2 separate regions of the Homo sapiens genome follow, and region 1 is linked to region 2. A link is an interaction called in ENCODE POLR2A ChIA-PET data of the cell type or tissue named here. Cell type or tissue: K562. All regions are shown on one strand. Links, peaks and the distances in the headings refer to the core of each region. The heading gives the core; the rest is flanking DNA. Region 1 overlaps FASN (fatty acid synthase). Region 2 holds the start of NOTUM (notum, palmitoleoyl-protein carboxylesterase).

Region 1 (5,355 bases), core at 239-5,238, 120 kb after region 2:
TCTCCTTATCTTTTTTGTTTGTTTGTTTTCTTTTTGAGATGGAGTCTTGCTCTGTTGCCCAGGCTGGAGTGCAGTGGTGCAATCTCGGCTCACTGGAAGCTCCACCTCTTGGGTTCAAGTGATTCTCCTGCCTCAGCCTCCTGAGTGGCTGGGATTACAGGTGCCCGCCACCACGCCTGGCTAATTTTTGTATTTTTAATAGAGATGGGATTTCACCATGTTGGTCAGGCTGGTCTGGAACTCCTGACCTCATGATCCACCCACCTCAGCCTCCCAAAGTGCTGGGATAACAGGCGTGAGCCACCGTGCTGGCCTCTCCTTATTTTTTGTTTGTTATTTTTATATTTTATTTCTTAATTCTTTTTTTTTTTGAGATGGAGTCTCCCTTTGTCGCCCAGGCTGGAGTGCAATGGTGTGATCTCGGCTCACTGCAACCTTCGCCTTACAGGTTCAAGCAATTCTCCCACCTCAGCCTCTTGAGTAGCTGGGATTATAGGTACCCGCCACCATGCCCGACTAATTTTTGTATTTTGTAGAGACGGGGTTTCACCATGTTCGCCAGGCTGGTCTTGGACTCCTGACCTCAGGTGATCCACCCACCTCGGCCTCCCAAAGTGCTGGGATTACAGGCATGAACCACCACCCCCGGCCCATTACTTTTTGTAGAGATGAGGTCTTGCCGTTTTGCCCAGGCTGGTTTCAGACACCTGGTCTCTCTTTTTTTTTTTTTTTGAGACGGAGTCTCGCTCTGTCGCCCAGGCTGGAGTGCAGTGGTGCGATCTTGGCTCACTGCAAGCTCCACCTCCCGGGTTCACGCCATTCTCCTGCCTCAGCCTCCCGAGCAGCTGGGTCTACAGGCACCGGCCACCACGCCCGGCTAATTTTTTGTATTTTTAGTAGAGACCGGGTTTCACTGTGTTAGCCAGGATGGTCTCGATCTCCTGACCTCGTGATCCGCCCGCCTCGGCCTGCCGAAGTGCTGGCATTACAGGCGTGAGCCACCGCGCCCGGCCTATAATAAGTACTTTAATGTCTTTGGCTGCTGATTCCAACATCAGTGTCCGGCCAGGGTCGGTTTTGATTGATTTTCTCTCCCTGTGGGTCTTGTTTTCCTGCTTCTTTGGCTGCTAATTTTTCACTAGTTGCCCCAGGGATTGTGAATTTTACCTAAATATTTTTGGGCTTTGTTCTGGGATGGAGTAAGTTTACTTGGAAACAATTTGAGGCCAGGCACAGTGGCTCACACCTTTAATCCCAGCACTTTGGGAGACCAAGGTGGGCAGATCACCTGAGGTCAGGAGTTTGAGACCAGCCTGGCCAACATGGTGAAACCCCATCTCTACTAAAAATGCGAAAATTAGCCGGGCGTGGTGACGCGTGCCTATAATCGTAGCTACTCGGGAGGCTGAGGCAGGAGAATGGCTTGAACCTGGGAGGTGGAGGTTACAGTGAGCTGAGATTGCGCCACCGAACTCCAGCCTGGGAGACAGAGCAAGATTCCGTCTCAAAAGAAAAAAAAAATTTATGCTTTGGGGTCTTGTTTGTAAGATTTTTGTTTTGTTTTAGGTGTACCAGCGCTAACTAGTAACCAGCTAATAGATCTTGGGCCTTGAGACACACCCATCTGAGTATTCAATGTCTCACGAATTCTGAGGTTTTCTAGTCTGGTTGGTAGGAACAGGCACTGGTTTCCAGACCTGTGCAGTATCTGGCACTGTTCCGTCTAATCCTCCTGCTGGTTTCCTGCTCGCACGCATTGAAGGTGCTTGGCCTGGTGCTCACAGGAGAGCCCCCGTAGCCTCCTGCCTGGCGGTCCCGGGACAGCCCCTGCACCCCGCCACTGTCTGCCAGCTCCCCCCGGGTGCTCTGTCCTGCAATCCTCAGCCTCATTTTCCCCCCGGACTCTCAGCTCCACTTCCTCAACTCGGGGGGTCTGCTGGACTCCACCTCTCACTGTGCCCGGCCTGGAAGCTGCCAGGCAGAAGGCTGAGGTTACCCTAGGGCTCCTGGCACCTTGTTCCCACCCAGGGGTCACCGTCCTTCTTTGGCGGAGGCCTGGTATCCCCACAGCCAGCACCTCCTGTCCTTTGCCTGGATTTTCAGCTGTTTCCGGTGGGAGGGTGAATCCAGGCCTCGCTACTCTCTGGATCAGAACTCCAATTCGTTACATTAATTTTCATTTTAATTCGAAAGAAAAAATAACTGAAGTGAAGATAATTGTGTGACTTAAGGTAACTGTATCTTCATAACAAAGATACGTGGTTTCTCTTAGGTCTCCCTGAAGCTCATTTGCAACTTGGATGCACCTCAGGCCCATCAGAGCGCCTCCTCCCCTGGCAGCAGCTGAGCCAGGAACTTCAGAGACCCCTGGACACCACATTCCGGTACCGGAGAGCCGGGAGAAGCAGGAGGGGTGACAAGAGCCCATGTGCTGGGCACTACCCGCCTTGCCCTGCAGGGCCTGAGGCTGTGGAGCTAAAGCAGTTTAGTTCTGAGGCCACCCCCAGATAGGCCTGTGAGCCTCTGTCCTCCCTGGTGGCCCTGAGCCTGTGTGCACGGCTGGGGTGGGAGTGGCCGGAGGAGGGGTGGAGAGAGGCCAGAGGGGACCACGGCTGAAGGGAGCAGCTGCCTAGTGTTGGGGGACCGCAGGAGGGGTGTGGCTGAGCCTCGCTCCGATGCCCGCCTGCTGTCCACACTCACGCCTGGACACTGCCCACCTGCAGCCGCTGCACCAGGCCCACCCCCCCAGCAGGGCCCGTGGTGTTCACTGTAGTCCTGGCCCACTACCCTGCCCTGGGAGATGGCCCCTGCGCCCACCCCTCCCCTGCCTCTCCAGCAGGGGCTCTCCCAGCCCCCCACCCACCTCTGTGCCTTGGCACTCACACTGAAAGGGCCTCTTCTGTGGGCATGCTGTGCCTTCCGGAACCCCGGGCTGGCCTGCTTTGCCCATTCCCGAAATCCAATCCTGGCTCTCGCTCCTGCCCATGCCTCTACCCCAAGCTCATGTCCACCCAGCGGCCCCCCGCACAGCCACCCGTGGGGTGCTGCCCTTATGGGTCCTGGAGGCTGTGTCCACCCCACCCCTCGATGCCGGGGGTCCAGGTGCCCAGGGCTCCCTGTCCCTTGCTCCCTCCCAGCCTCCACTCCTTTGCCTAAACCCAAGTCTTCTGGGTCAACCTGGCCAGCCAGTGGCGCTATTGACACCGTCTTGGTGAGGCTGTGACGGCATCTTTGGCAGGGCGAATGCCTGCAATCCACTGACTTCAAGCAAATACTATTCTCCACGAGGGGCCTCTCCTCAGCTGAAGCCAACTTCCCAGTGTCTGTACCTCCTACACGTTTCTCACTGGTGGTGTTTCTTGGCCAGAGCCTCGGTACCCCCCCCCCCGCCAGTCCCAGCGCTTTCCCGGGAAGCCCGGGGCTGCCACGCGGGCTCCTTCCTCACTCCCCGGCCCAGCCCCGGCTCTGGGACATGGCCTAGGGGTGTGTGGGAACTGGGGACCAGAGGACAGAGGGCATCCCCTTCACGGCCCCGTGACTGGGTGGGGTGGAGCTGGAGAGCTTGCAGCTGCCAGGTCAGGGAGGAGGGAAGAAAGGACGGTGGTGGAGATCACATGCGGTTTAATTGTGGGAGGCTGAGAGCAGCATTTTTACCAAATTGGTGTAAAAATGAAACGGGGTCCAGACGTGTACACTGACAGTTACAGTAAATTTCAAAATCCAAGCAGCAATTTGAATCATTTCTTGAAAAACAAACACAGACAAACACCAAACATGGAGTTGGTGCCCGGCGCCGGGCATAAGGGCAGCACCCCACGGGTGGCTGTGCGGGGGGCCGCTGGGTGTGGCCGGGCCCTGTGTGCCTGTGCAGGGGCCCAGCTCCTCGGGGACTGGCCCACGACCCCCCACTCAGCGGGCTGAGCCAATGCCTGGCCGAGAGGGGGCCGCAGCCAGCAGGCTTGGGTGGCTGCCCGCGCCCGCAGGGGACATCGGGGAAATGGGGGCAGAGTGCGGGACCCACACGCTGCCTGAGGAGTCTTGGCAGGGTGGACAGGCCTGGGGGTCTCTACCAGCAATGCAATAAATATGCAAATCCAAGCACAGAAAGACCAAGCGCAGACCCCACGGGCGCACGAGGCCCAGCCCAGTTCCTGCGGGCACGGGCACCACCGGCTCTTCACAGACCAGGAGTCTCCAAGTCGGCAGCTCTGGTGTCCCCGAGGTGCCGTGGGAGGCGGCGGGTGGGTGGGACATGCCTAACACCTACATCTAGCAGCCTCGGGGGGCAGTGGCACTGGGCCGGACAGGGTCCCACCGGCAGGACCCTTCAATCCCGTTGCATGGCGGGGGTGGGGTGGGGTGGGGTGGGGATGGTGGAGTGACCTCCGGTGGCAGGCGGGGGCACGGGCCTAGCCCTCCCGCACGCTCACGCGTGGCTCAGCCAGGGAGCTGTGGATGATGCTGATGATGGACTCCAGGCCGCTGCCCTCCAGCAGCGTGCGGTGGTCACCCTCGATGACGTGGACGGATACTTTCCCGTCGCATACCTGCAGGGGATGCGATCAGCTGCCGTCCCACCCCACTCCTGTCCCTGTCCCCGTTCCCGTCAGGCCCCTTGCGCACCTGGGAGAGGTTGTAGTCCGCGCCCAGGTCCTCGCCGTAGGCGCCACCCGTCTTGGCGCGCAGTAGCATCACGTTGCCATGGTACTTGGCCTTGGGTGTGTACTGCTCAGCGGCACGCAGCTTGTAGTAGAAGGACCGGGCCGCAAAGCTCAGCTCCTGGCGGTCCAGGCCCTGGTGGCTCTTGATGATCAGGTCCACGGCGGCTGCCACACGCTCCTCTAGGCCCTTCAGCGGCAGCAGCGCCTCCAGCACCTGTGGGGTCGGGCTCTGAGCAGGTGCTGGCAGCACCCACAGCACCGGCCTGCCCTGTGCTACACTGCGGGTGGGCTTTTTTTTTTTGAGACGAGTTTCATTTTTGTTACCCAGGCTAGATGGAGTGGGGCGATCTCAGCTCACCGCAACCTCCACCTACCCGGTTCAAGCGATTCTCCTCCCTCCGCAACCTCCACCTACCCGGTTCAAGCGATTCTCCTCCCGAGTAGGTGGGACTATAGGTGAGTGCCACCATGCCTGGCTAATTTTTGTATTTTTAGTAGAGAAGGGGTTTCTCCACGTTGGTCAGGCTGGTCTCGAACTCCCGACCTCAGGTAATCTGCCCGCCTTAGCCTCCCAAAGTGCCGGGATTACAGGCATGAGCAACCGCATCCGGCCGGGATCGGCTATTAAAGGGGTGAAGTTGGGGGGCCTTTAACGCTCTTCGCGTCCCATCCCATCCTTCCCTTCCCCCTTCCG
Region 2 (5,355 bases), core at 53-5,052:
GTTCACGTGCAAGACCCATGGCCGTCCCCTCCAGAGCAGGCCAGGGCTCAGGCTGGCAGGCCACATTTCCCTGACACAGCCAGGCTCTCCCCTTCCTCCTCCCCTTCCTCTCTCTGTCTCTTTACCTCAGGTTCCTTATCTGAAAATGAAGATAAACTATGTGGCCTCAGGCCCCATCATCTATTCCCCATTTGTCTCCTGGTCTCCTGTATGCCTGCTGGGATACAGGAACCCACAGGGGTGATCCTCATCTACCGGGCCCTGGAGAAGGAGCATTAGTCCATGGCCAACCCCTAACCAACGACTTAGGTCCCTGCAGCCCAAACCTTCCCCTATATCCAACAACCATGGCGTCCAGAAGCATCCTCTGGACAGTGTCTGGTTACCCAGCACTCTGAAGCCAGGCCTCAGAGACGTCTCCAATGATGCGGGTTCTCCCAGCTCCAGCCTCTCACCCTCCTAGCCACCTGCCAAGATCTGCACAGGCTCCACTCCATCCTCGCCTCTCATACAACCCCACCCCACACCCCTTCCATGCACCCTGCACACCGTCCTCACCCCTCACCTCCAGCCCTGCCCCGCCCTGCCCACCTGCTCCCGGCCAGCAGCAGCACCTTGGCCCCGCTCAGCCCTCTGCCCAGAAGCTCCCGCACCACCTCCTGGATGATGAGGGCGCCCATGAAGGCGTACTCGTCTGCAAGAGGGAGGGGGTGGCCTCAGGTAGGGGCCTGGACAGAGAGAACCACCTCCTACCCCAGAATGGCTGGCAGAGAAGTTCTTGCCCCACTGGGGGACTGGGAGGAATCTTCTGAGAAGGGGTCAGGGGCTTGGGTGGACTGGAGGAAGGCGGGTGCACCAGGCCATGCTGGGGCCTCCTCCCCAGGGAATATTCAGAAATAAGGACCTCCTACAGTTGTGGACAAGCAGGCAGTGGGAGCATGGGGCAGGCACCCTGGGACATACTGTCAAGGGCTTTGAAAGCACGACAAGGCTGAGAGTCAGCTTTTCCCCAGAACCCCTGCCGTCCCGCCTCATCCCTGCCCTGCCGTCCTGCCTCCTCCCTGCCCTGCCATCCGGCCCCGTCCCTGCCCTGCCATGCCCTGGGAAGGCCGAGACTCACTCTTCTCAGACTTGGATGAAGCCCCGCTCCAAACATCACTGGAGCAGTAGGGGATGAAGCTGCAACACAGAACAGAGTGAGCCTGTCACAGCGCCTGCCGCCCGGCAGCCTCCAGAAAGGACCCCCAGAACAGGACCCTCAGAAAAGACCATCCCAGGACAGGATTCCCCTGGAAGGACCATCCCAGGATAGAACTTCCCCTCAAGAAAGACCTCCAGCGTAATACTCCTCAGGAAGAACCAACCCAGGACAGGACCCTTTCCAGGAAAGACCAACTCAGGACAGGACCCCCCAGGAAAGAAGGACCATCCCAGGACAGGATCCCCCTGGAAGGACCATCCCAGGAGAGGACCCTGCCAGGAAGGACCATCTCAGGATAGACCCCTCCCCACCAGGAAGGACCATCCCAGGACAGGACCTCCTCCCCACCACGAAAGAAACACCTCCAGAACCCCTCTAGGACAGGACCTCCCCAAAAGAACCATCCAGAACAGGACCCCCAGGAAAGACCATTTCAGAATATGACTTCCCAAGGAAGGACCCCCCGGGAAGAACCACCCTCCAGGCAGGACTCCCAGGCAAGACCCTGTGCCCCCTTACACCATGTTTGCGTTCCACCAGTAGGGGTTCTCCTCCGGCTGTGAGGACAGGATCCCTGTGCCTGGGGACACAGAGGCGGTGGGTCTTTCTAGCGGGAGGAGGCTGTGTAGGGTCGGGTCTGGGAACCCTGGTGAGGTGTTGGGGCTCCTACTTGGCCCCAGGAAGGGAGGTGTGCTGGTGTTGCTAGCCCGAACCAAGGTTGCCGGGAAAGTGGAGGACAGTTGGGTTTAGTTACCCCCGGGAAGCCACCATGGCCACGGTGCCCGGCTAGGCTGGACACCAGGTCTGACCTTGACTTCAACCCCTTGCCCTGCTTTGACCCTGGGGAGGGCCAGAGCCGCTGGGTAAGCGCCTGAATGCTAATGTGGAATGGGCCCCAAAAGGCAAGAGTGAAGGGCGCCCCTTGCTCTTAGTAAACCCGGGCGCCAGGCTGGGCATGATGTGCGGGGTGGGGGCCTGGCTGGGGCTCCAGGAGGCGGGCGCGGCTTCCTCCCGGGCCTCACGTCGAGACGCCTTCCCCAGGGCCCGCCGCTGACCTGTGCGAGTGCGCGGCCAGTCCCGGGAGCTCATGAGGCGCCGCATGGTGTCGTATCTGGAGTCGCAGTTCTCGCGGTTGAAGCAGTACCAGCCGCCTGCGGACACGACCGCCGCTCAGGCCCGCGCGCACAGACCCCCGGCCTCCCCCCGCCTCAGCCCTGGACGCACCTTCCAGGAAGAGGAGCCACCGCCGGCTGCCCCTGGACTCCTTCAGGTAGTAGCTGCGGGGGAGGACGCACCGCGGGGGGTCGGCCAGGGCTGCCGACCCGCCGCGCCCCGCGCGCCCAGCTCCGGCGGAGGGAACGCGCCACCTGTTCCGGCCGCGCGCGACGGTCGCACGGGGGCGCCCTCGGCCAGGCCCACGGGGAGCTCAGGGACGGCGGCGGTCCCGGGAGGTGGCGCTCGCGGGGCGGGGAACGGGCCGCGCGGGGCTGTGGTCCGTGGAAAATCCCCACGTTCCGCCCGGCGCGGGTCCCGCTGTCACCTCGGCGCGGGCGGCGGTCCTCCCGGGGCGCGCGGCGGCGCTTGAAGCGTGAAACGCGTCCGCACTGAAGGAGCGCGCTTGGCGGGGGAACGGGACGCCGCGGGGAGCGCGGGAGGCGCGGGCGGCACCGACCCGGCGGGGGAGCCTTCCTGCCGAGCCCCGACCCCACGCCCAAGTCTCCCGCTGTCCCCGGCTGTCCTCGGCCTGTTGAGCGCGTGGGCGGCCCCGCCGCTCCCCGACCCCCGACCTCACGTCTTTTATCTACTTCGGGGCTGCAAGGAGGTGGGCAGCGGGCCTCTCCCCGCCCCCCGGTGTCGCCGGTTCCCGCTGGAGCCAGGCGCGCTCTCGGGCTGCCATCTCCCCGCCCCGGGACCGAAGGACGCCAGCAGAGCGGCTGGGCCCAGAGGCCGAGGGGTCAGTGCCCGAGCTGGCCGGGGACCAGCCCTTCCAGCGCCGCTCCGCTCCCCACGCGGAGAGTCACCGAACCGGGCACTCCTCGGGGCCAGGACCGCGGGGCGCCCGACGGAAGCCCTTTCTCCCCGGGGAGAGAACGGCCGCGGCCCGCAGGGAAGGTCCAGCCGGAGACCGGGCGCGTCGGGCGGGGCGGGGAGGTGCAGGGCGCGGGCCTTACCCGGCGGGGCTGCCGTCGTTGCAGGTCACCGAGGTGTTGAGTAGGAGGTGCAGGCGCAGGTCCTCGTTGAGCTGCTGCGCGGAGCAGGGGTACAGGGACTGCGCCAGGCTCTTGACTTGCGCCATGAAGCTGTCCATGTTACCCTCCACGGCCGTGAAGTCCAGCGGGAAGCTCTCCACGGGCTGTCCGGCCGCCGGCGCCGCCTCGGTCCGCGGGGGAGGAGGCGGCTGCTGACCCCGGCGCCGCCAGGTCTTCCTGCCCTCGCTGCCCCCGGCGCAGTGCAGCAGGCTCAGCAGCAGCAGCACGCGCACCCCTCGGCCCATGGCCGCGTCCACCTGCGGGGAGCGGGCGGCCTTGAGGCGGCGGCGGCGGCGGCGGGGGATGCCGGGCCGGGGGTGCCGGGCCGGGGGTGTCGGGGGCACTGGCCGCTCCTGCTCCCTCGCCCCCGCTCCCGCCCGCCGGGCCTGGCGGAGAAGGCGCGCGCGGCTCGGCGTCGAGGCGCTCGGGGCCGGGTGCCGTCGGCCTCCGCAGCTGGGGCTCCGCGCCCGGCCGTCCGAGGGCAGCGCAGGGTCTGGGTGCGCTGGCTGCGGCCCGCGCCAATGAGCGGCGGGGGCCGAGGCTGGGCTTATTTGCGGGGGCCGCGGCGGCCCGGGTGCCCGCGCGTTAGATGTGCCGCCGCCGCCGCCCGGGCTCGGCGGAGGGGGGAGGGGGCCGCGCTCGCTCTTTTCTTGGCGGAGGCATCGCCTTTTCTTCCCAAACCGCAAGCCTGACGGAGGGGCCTGGACTACCCCGCCGCGGCCGCCGGAGGCGCTCCCGGCCCGGCTCCGTGGGGGGGCAGCGCGGCCGGGCGGCCCCGGCGGCTCCATTCACCGCGGCCAGCCCGGCGCCGCCGCCCCCCCCCGCGGGGCAGCTGGAAGGGGCGGCGGCGACGGGGAGGGGCGAGGCTTTTCCGCGCCTGCCGGGGTGGGGGGCGGGGAACTCCGCCCGCGGCGCAGCTGGCCGAGCCCGACGGGCTGGGGGCGCGGGGCAGGCGCGCTCACCTGGAGCCGCCAGTGTCCCTCTCATCCCCCAGTGCCCAGGCCCAGAGCAGGCCGTGGGGGATTCGGACCCCGGCCCGCATCGCCCCACCTCGCGCAGCCCTGGGGCCCCGCTCTCACCGCGGCCAGCGCGGGCGGCCCAGTGGCCCCGTCCTCTCAGCGCCCCTGGCCCTGCGCCGTCCCGCTGGTGCGCCCGGCTCGGCTGCGCTCCCCCTCTGGCGCTGGCGCGGAGCCGCCAGGGACTTTTATCCAGCAGGGCCCCCCGGGATCAAAGCGGCGGCGGACACAGGGCTTCCAGCCGAGGGCCCGGCAGCAGTGGCGCCGGGGCCTCCTGGAGAAGCGGACAGGTGGGGCGCGAGGTCCTGGCTCCCTCGGAGACCTGCGGGAGGGACCGCGCGCCCCAGCAAGGCGCCGCGGGGGAGTCGCTCAGTTCCGGGGCGCTCCTGCTGGCGCTGGGGTCAGAGAAGCAGCTACGACTTAAGGAGATCGCGGGGCCAGAGGTGAGGTCCTGGATCTCCGCCCGCCCCAGCCTGGCTGCTGGCCCCATGCCGAGGACCCCCCAAGAACCTGCCCCAGCCGCCACTGGGGGAGGAGGCCAAGGGTCCAGTGGCTGCCCGCTAGGCCTCTGCTTGCGGCCCTTCATGCCACGAAGGGCACCTGCCCCATGCTTCACCTTGGAGAGCACCCCTGTCCACTCCCGAGGCTCTGGGCAGTGGGGTTAGAACAAGGTTCCTGTGGGAAATCAGTACTGGAGCAGGGTGGACAGGAGGGGTTCAGGAGGTTTCCTGCTGGGGTGAGCGCGGGTGGGATGGACAAAAGAAAGGAAAGGACATACGCAGGGCCAGCGGGGCCGGGCAGACTTTCTCCTTCACCCTCCGGTCTGAAGCCTGCTGGGCGCCATGACACCCATTTTAAAAATAGGAAACAGGTCTTACGTTTCAGGACA

The links. Peaks named below come from ENCODE experiments on the same cell type or tissue, not always from the same donor. Only the 100,000 strongest peaks of a DNase experiment are listed, where the experiment ranks them.
Region 1: POLR2A ChIA-PET joins it to region 2 with 7 read pairs; 4 of 35 experiments call an interaction of 5 or more read pairs at or near these places.

What each region holds. Positions count from the first base shown.
Region 1 is chr17:82,074,734-82,080,088 of GRCh38, forward strand. It overlaps FASN (fatty acid synthase), which reads right to left. Exons shown (of 43, transcript NM_004104.5): 42 at 4,624-4,875; 43 at 3,605-4,547. The coding sequence ends at 4,410. Among named protein-coding and RNA genes, the nearest start is that of DUS1L, 12 kb to the left of the region's middle. RefSeq lists a silencer at 4,666-4,866. In K562, for the core only: a CTCF peak has its summit at 3,199; a DNase peak (open chromatin) is centred at 2,558.
Region 2 is chr17:81,957,215-81,962,569 of GRCh38, forward strand. NOTUM (notum, palmitoleoyl-protein carboxylesterase) reads right to left here and starts at 3,973. Exons shown (of 11, transcript NM_178493.6): 1 at 3,373-3,973; 2 at 2,426-2,478; 3 at 2,257-2,352; 4 at 1,721-1,781; 5 at 1,121-1,179; 6 at 592-694. The coding sequence starts at 3,695. RefSeq lists enhancers at 1-437, 2,121-2,683, 2,684-3,246 and silencers at 2,460-2,799, 2,830-2,909, 3,176-3,319. In K562, for the core only: CTCF peaks have their summits at 1,772, 2,620 (motif pointing right) and 4,161; DNase peaks (open chromatin) are centred at 1,817, 2,617, 3,327, 4,217 and 1 weaker place; H3K4me3 peaks cover 2,812 bases.